2 separate regions of the Mus musculus genome follow, and region 1 is linked to region 2. The links are chromatin loops, found by intact Hi-C in ENCODE. Cell type or tissue: gastrocnemius. All regions are shown on one strand. Region 1 has its middle 12 kb from the start of Ppargc1a. Region 2 has its middle 220 kb from the start of Gm40302.

Region 1 (4,000 bases), 340 kb after region 2:
GTATCGCCACAGGATAGAAATCACAGGGAGAGTGTACCAAGGAAAAATTACAGTACTGCTATATTTACCTAGTGCCTCTGTACTAGGGTTTTATTTTCCACAGTTGGAAAGGGAACCACCTGTCTCAACTGCTGATGTCAGAGAGCTCCCTCGAGACTTGGGCTGTTGGAAAGCACATGATACTGTACATATTTGCTCTTACGTCCATATCTGGCTGAGATCGGGTTTCACATTTGTGTCCTATTGTGGAATTCATTGAGCAGTGACTCCCAGGTGCCCTCCCACGTCACTGAGCTCCAGTGAATTAAAACGTAGCTGGTGCAAGCCCCTGTTGTGAGTCCTGTCTGGACTGTCCATAGGAGTATCTGCACTCCAGCAGAATGAGTGACATGGATGTTGGGATTGTCATCCATGGATTCAATTTTGAAAGTGAGTAACCGGAGGCATTCTCTCCACACCTCAGACCCACTATGCTGCTGGTATGTAGGGGTTTGTCTCATATCTAACGACAGGGATGATTTTTAAAAATGACATAAGATCAGGAGACTGTATGTGCATGCTGTTATTATTGTTGTTGTTGTTTTGCAATAGGAGGATATGATCCTAGGGCATCATGCGTGGCTGTCAAGTACTCCCCCCCAGGCTATAATCCCTTGCCTTTTTGTATTTTTTTTTTTTACATTTTTTACTGAAGAGACAAAAAGAGATTAAACTGCAGTCTAGCATTCTTTGCATGAGTATAAAGAAATTGTTACAGAGCAAATGAATTCTATAAGCAAGAACGATTGAAAATTATCAATGTGCATTTGAGGCAATAGATTGCATTTTGATTTTGTTTGTTTTTAGGATGTTTGTTTGGAAGTGTATAACTCAGCACTTAAGCTTTTTTTTTTTTTTTTTTTTTTTTTTTTGTGGCTGCAAAGAATTAGATCTTTTAAATATAACTCCTTAAAGAGATGTGAGGGCCACTATATTGCATGACTCCAGGGGGTATCATTTGTGTCATAGTCAGAGTCGCACACATCAGGTCTCCTGCTGACTGTATGTACAATCTCAGGAAATATGACCCCATCATCATTACTCAAACATTGCATAAATATAGAATGGTTGCCCACAATTGCAGAAGGCTTGCCATTAGTGAAGTAGTTTATTATTTTAATAGTGCCATGAATCTGAATTTGAATATCTTTACCAACTTGCAAATTATACAGCTATTATACAAAATAGGTAGGAAAATAGTCTGAGGGTATGAATTACATTCTTGGGCCATGCCAGATCAATGTCGTGGGGACCAGTCCCACAGTTCTTAATTCCCAGCCTTTCTATGATGTGCAATTTCAATTACATTTATGTCTGAAATGATGCCGCTGTCTTAGGCTCAAGTCCTAAAAATAGAGTAACTATGATGGGCTAAGTCCCCTCTGTTCATCTAATCTTACCTCTAGCACAGAATTTCCCCCTGAACCATTAAAAGTGTTATAATATATGATTGATATTAATTAGTTTTCTGTAAAGTACTGCACTCCTCAACATGAACTCAACTAGAAGTAAATATATTACCATGAATTAAGGTTTTATTAGTTGAGAAGAATTGGATGAAGGCACCTATGTGAAATCCTAAGTACAGACATCAAGTTGAATTAATGCCAGCACTGCTCAGAGATTAATTTGACTACCGAATAAGAAATAGTAGACTGTAGCATAACTCTGTTTACTGAATCATTTTTGGCATAAAAAACTAAAGCTATATTATAGATGTAGCAACAGGCTTCACCACCCCACCACCACCACCTTGGAAGGGAGAGGCGGGTGCATTTTATGACTAAAGAGAATGATAGCCTGTGAAGACACAAAAGCTGTCGTCTGGAGAACCTTGCATGCTGTGTATATCGCCACACTGTGTGTACTTAGTGAGCTTTGGCCATCTTCTGCATCCAAACAGAGTTTTACAACATGATCAGTTCTAGTTTGCACAGTCCTACTTTCAGAATCCTGGGTAAAGCTTTTACATTTGCATCTTATTATTATGTATGTATTTGGAAAAAGGTGCAGAAGGTGCTAAAAAGATTTATAGGCTTGCCCCAGGGAGATTGTTGAAGGGATTCCTAATGATTTTGAGGAAGGATAGATTATGTAGCATTTAATAAATTCAAGCACTGAGCAGTGTTGGGGATGAGTCTTCCAAGGCTAATTAATAGGTGTGGCGCCCCCTGGAGTTGTGCAGTGATGCTGCGGCCATGCTCAGCTGTTCCTTTTTATTTCCCCAAGTCCCTATTCCCACATAATTCACTGATTTGATTTTTCATCTCTGATATAACCTGAAGACTAAATAAAAGGTTTGCACCATTGAAGAGGGATATTATACACATCACACATGTAATTCAAAAATTTCTAGTAACTGCTTTTCAAAAAGATACATTTAATTTTAATAAGATCTTTTATTTAACAGGGTACATCCAAAATATTTTATCAAAATGTAATCTGTAAATTATTAACGAGATAATCCATATTCGGTTCCTTACACCGGGCTGGAAATCATAGGCCCATTTCATGGAATATTTCAATTTTGAAAACCTAAAGCTCACAACATGGAAAACAAAATATAGTAAGATCCGCTTGTGTCCTTTTATCAATTGCAAAAGTAACTGTGTGATTGATAAGAGATTTTCCACCATTGTGAATGATGCTAAGACAACCTCATTGATAGCCTGCTGGGGGCAAACCTGTCTTTGCCCTGTACTGTTCTGATATCCTGCCACTGCTCTCCTCCCTACCTTCCATGTGTGATTCACACATCATCAACATTCCTGAGGTTTCCACATTGGCAAACTCATGATCTCTTGTCAGGTTTTGTGCAGTTTTTGGTTGCTTCTTACTAAAAATGTTCTTGAAAGTCTTGGACTCAAGTACTTTTGTGGCCTGCTTGAAGGTTGGAAACAAATGGTCTCTTCAGAGGCAAAGCTGGGTCAGGTTTCCAAATCAAATATTTTAAAATATTTTAGCACTTTTTTTTTTTTTTTTTGGTTTGGTTTTTTTAAAGACAGGGTTTCTCTGCAGAGCCCTGGCTGTCCTGGAACTAACTTTGTAGACCAGACTGGCCTTGAATTTGGAAATCCACCTGCCTTTGCCTCCCAAGTGCTGGGATTAAAGGCGTGCGCAACTACCACCTGGCATATTATAGTACTTTTATCTTAAAAAAAAAAAAAAAAAAAAAAAAAAAACAAAAAACTTTTTTTGTTTGTTTTGTTTTTGCTCTGTTTTGTTTTCCTTTTCTTCCATTGAGCAGAGAACTCAACAGGCACTCTGCATTCCTATCAACTGTGTTACTGAGGCATTCAGAGAAACTCAGTTTAAGACAAGATGTGACCACAGCTTGGCTGGGCTGTCTTCTGCAGCTTGATACACCCTCCATCCCTTCATTCCTCTTTTTATTCTTTCATTTAGATGAGGAAGCAAGGCAAAAAAAATCAAACTCTACTTTTACTTGATATTTAATTGATTTTTCAGATATTTGTACATGAATAATAGGTATTATTATTATTGATTATATGTATATGCTAGTCACAGGACCAATAAATACCTCATTTAAACCTAGTGCCAACCATATCAAATAGATATCTTCATTGGAATTTGTATGGATGATGCTGATACTCATTTGAGCGCTCACAGATCTACAAAGCATGATTCTCTGGGCTCTTTTTCTGGAGAAGGAGAAGACATTTTCAAACTAAGTCAAATGTCACCCTTTAACAATGCATTTTGAGCCAAAGGTAAATGTACTAAAATATTTGATTTGGAAAAATTAATCTTTTTGTTACTTAAGAAGTACATGTATATAGCACTTAATCACATCCATAAACAAACAACAAACAAATAAACAAACAAAGATTTAGGAAGCTAAGTGGTTTGTCCAAGGTGGAATAAACAAACCCTAGACATCAGGCTTTTTGTTTCTAGTTTCTTGATTCTCTGTCTCACTCCTCATTTTCTGAGTGGTTTA
Region 2 (4,000 bases):
GATTTGGAGTAATAGCATATACTTCCAGTGCTTTGTGGGAAGATGGTGAGACTCTCGTGAGGTCATTGTGATAGAACTTTCAGGTGTCATAGGTAAGTGGCTTGATAATAACTGCTAACACTGCTAAGGCTGGATGCTAAAACAAGTGAATTATATCTCATCATATCCCAGCTGTCCTGTGGCATAGGAACTGTTACGATCCCAAATCTTACCACTCCCAAACCAAAGCAGAGGCAAATAATATGGCTTATCTCACCCGTTCTGTGACTAATTTCAAAAGGGAAAGTATCAGAGTCCAGAGTCTGTCTTCTATTGTTACCTTTTGGGAAGGAAGGGCCGGGTTTTCCTCTGTGAGATGATACCTCTTAGTCACACACAAGGAAATGAGACATCACCTCTAAAAACCTGGACCACATTCAGGCTGAGAAAATATAAGAACAGCTCTCCTCTTCATCATCAGGGAGAGTTCCTGTTAGGCAGGGATGTAGCAGACTGTATGGGTTAATTATGTTTTATGTGTAAACAGCCTGGTGATTCTTAGCTGAAAAGCTCTAAATGAAAAGACCTATTACTTGTAAATGCTTCCAGAAACAAGAAATTTGATTCCCTTTCTGTCCCCTTAAACTCAAAGTGTGATAGCCTATTTGGAGTATAGGGAGAGAGTTAGAGAATGAATAGAAGACGTATGGAATGTTTAATTTCGCATGATTGCATTTCACATTTGCTGTAGCAACGGAGGCATCAGAGAACACCTATTTTTGATGTTTTGATGGTGTGCTCCAGGCTTTACAGCCTGATTTATGAACTTTGTGGGGATAAATTCTTATTAAGCAAATGAACAGAAATGCATTTGTGTTCACATCACTGAAAGCATGCAATTTGTACAACCACTTTTTAAAATTTCTATTTACACTATAGTCATTGGAATTTCAAAAGAGAAAAAGAGCCTGAAGCAGTTCATGGGAGAAAATGATGTGAATTTTGTGGACATTTCTCCCCCCAACCCCACCCCTCGACGAAATATGTTTAGTTTGTACTGGGGTTAAATTTGGATTGGCAAACAGTGAGGGTCTGGCTTGCTTTATATTTCTGAATGAAGCAGTTCAAAAATAGAATCATTTCTATAATCCAGAGGAACGGATGGACTCCTGAGAAGTAATCAACTAAGGGAAAGAATAAATTTTGTTCTTCCAAAAATTGCCTGAGTCTCAAGCAACCGCGGCTGTGCTTTAGCGTTTGTTAATACAGTAAGATAATTGCATAACTAAATACACTATGGAATTCCAATAATTGGAAACTTGGTTTCCTCGTCACAACACACAACTTGCTGATGCTGAAAAGCACAGGCAGTATTTTCAAATGCGAGGACCATTCTCTCCCGGACATGTCCTCTGCAGTGTTTTGCAGCTCCTGTTGCGGTTCTGGAGACTCGTCCCTTGTGGTTATTTTTAGTCCGTTGGATTTAGAAAGGTGAATTGAAACAGGAAGTCCCAAAGTCTGACCTGCTTGCCCAGGGCAGGCGGGTTGCGAATTGCTTCTCTGAAAGTCCCCTTGGTGATATTTAGATGAAGTGACCTGAACGTGTTCAACTCAGGAAGCTCCATTCTGTGTGTCCTTGGGTGGTAGCTCAGTGGAGCCTCCTGGAGGTCAAATCTGGTATGGCTTCTTTTTGTGTGACTGATAAAAATAGCCTTTTCTTTTTTGCTTACTCGTAAAAGGAGAAGTTTACTAGTCACATCTTGGTGTGAGGTCTATTTGAGTTAATATATGGAAAGACCTTAGGAAGCACAGGTATAACATAAGTCTCTAATAGACAGTGGCTATGGTAATCAGGCACTCTAGGTTAAGGCTTCATATCTATGCGAACTATAGCAAATCCTGGAGGAAAAGTGAATAAAGAGACTTAGGATCCACCATTCAAGAAATATTTGTTGACTCCTCAGGTACCACTCTCTCCTAGATGTCAAAGAAACAAAGATTAGGTAGTATGAACTCTTGACTTGCAATAGTTCAATCGAATTGGGAAATAGGCAGAAACATCTATACATCTATAATGATCACGACGGGAACAAAAAATATTTCAAAATGGCGCCTAGTGAATAGCAGAGATATTTTCGATGGCAGGAACTGGCCTATCTCCTGTGTATCTTGTTTCTCATAAACATACAGTCTGGCTTCTTACCCATTGGTTTGGAATTCAGATCGGTGTAGGAGCACAGAGCAGATTTCTATCACTGGGTACTTACATAGCACCAAGTGGACTCACTGGGTGAATGACACCAGCAAATTTGGCTTTAAGGAGTCAGGAGTGGTTGCCACGGGCAGTTTGTGAGTATAGATGTATTTGCTTTTGTTGGCTTCTAGGGTAAGCCCTAGGCAAGTGAGGTGCATAGCTACTAGACTACTAAAGTGACTGTCACCCTAAGGATCAGATAAGTGCTTCCTTAGTCTTTCTTCAAGCCTTCAATGCTTCATGTCCTTCACCGTGACCCACATCTGGTTGAATCCAGTGGCTTCATTCTTGTTCATGTCTGACTGAACTTTAGTTGTATATATGTATAAACTCCCTTGCCCCCTTTCTTTTGAAGAACTTGAAACCTACGGAAGTTGACAGACTAGCCCCCAAAGAGACTTCTAACCCGTGTCTACCAACCTGCTGATATTGTGTCTTTTTTCTGCATATACAACTGTGAACCTTGCTCTGATTACCAACATTGACATCTTCCCATCACATCGTAGCTTCCAAACGACCTTTCCACCTTTTGACTTCATATCCATAATGTCGAATTTACCTCCTAAATTCTGTGTTTCAAACTTATCAGTGTTGGAAAGAAAGTCAATAGCAACATTAAAAGAACTTTTCTTACAATTAAAAAAAAAAACCCACAGTTTAAAACCTACTTCTTAAATCTTATTTTTAGATAGCATACCAACATCCTAAGAACGTGGTCAATATAAGATAACTAAAACTTAAAGGTTAGAAGATTTTTCTGGGATACTGTGACATTCTCTTCTACAGAGGAGATTTTTTTTTTAAGACAAATTCCCCTGACTTAGTTTTCACGCGAGCCTTTCAAAAGTAGATGGTAGTGTAATTATTAGTACAGAGATCACTGTTTCCCACAGTAGGAATATTCACTGTAAGAGGTGACTTTTCAAACACACCACAGTGGCTCTGCTGTAAATTAGGGATATAGTCTTAAACTGAAATAGTTATACTATGGTTTTGGACGACACCAACTAATTAATATGACTTCTCTTCCCCCTTTTCTGATAGCCTTGACCAGATGTTAAAAATAAGGTATCTGTCACAAAGTATGATCAGATGTGCCAGACACCTATTCCACTGTTCTTAGCCAAGGATGTGGGGAAGGTTGTGTTGATGGAGACCACGGACTAGGGAGGGACACCCTGGTGGTTCTCTCAGGCCCATAAAACAGCCCTGAGATAAGATGCTTCATTGTGGGCATCTGCTAACAGTTTGCAAGAAAGTGTGCTACAGCTACAGAAAAAAAAAAAAAAAAAAAACATTTTAGACATCATGACATTAGTTGGTAGAAGAAGAAATTGGAGATATTCATCCAGCCATGTCGGTTGGCAGTGAAAAGAGAGAGCTGTCAAGTTGAAGGGTGGGAGAGGTTGGAAAAAGCATGAAAAGCAGGCCTGAGAACAAGAGTCCTGCTGTATCTGGGAGTGTTAAGCAGGGTCAAAAGCCTGTACATCCCCTAAGGCTGTGGTTCTTAAATTGGAATGATTCCTGCCCCTTAACCCAGAGGTTCTGATTCAATAGATCCGGGAAGGGACTTGGGAGTCAGGGTTTTTAACAGTCACCCCCCCACACACCACTCAGAGAAAGCCTGCCCTGCGGTCATGTTTACATCACAGAACATGACAGTATTTGGTGTTGTTAAAGATGACCAGAGCTGTAAAGAAACTGTTTAGTCTAGTGTATTGCAAACCTTTCTCAAAATCTGGGAAATTTTAGAACGGTTTTGCTTTC

Evidence for each region. A loop is a pair of places that touch in the nucleus more often than their neighbours do. Peaks named below come from ENCODE experiments on the same cell type or tissue, not always from the same donor. Only the 100,000 strongest peaks of a DNase experiment are listed, where the experiment ranks them.
Region 1: it touches region 2 in a loop (2.3-fold over the local background); 1 of 42 quality-filtered maps calls a loop at or near these places.

Annotation. Positions count from the first base shown.
Region 1 is chr5:51,564,059-51,568,058 of GRCm38, reverse strand. It overlaps a transcript of Ppargc1a not described here. Among named protein-coding and RNA genes, the nearest start is that of Ppargc1a, 12 kb to the right of the region's middle. In gastrocnemius, a CTCF peak has its summit at 2,207 (motif pointing left); a DNase peak (open chromatin) is centred at 2,218; H3K4me3 peaks cover 543 bases; H3K27ac peaks cover 714 bases.
Region 2 is chr5:51,906,628-51,910,627 of GRCm38, reverse strand. It overlaps a transcript of Ppargc1a not described here. Among named protein-coding and RNA genes, the nearest start is that of Gm40302, 220 kb to the left of the region's middle. In gastrocnemius, a CTCF peak has its summit at 1,646; no DNase peak of the experiment used is centred here; H3K4me3 peaks cover 252 bases; H3K27ac peaks cover 885 bases.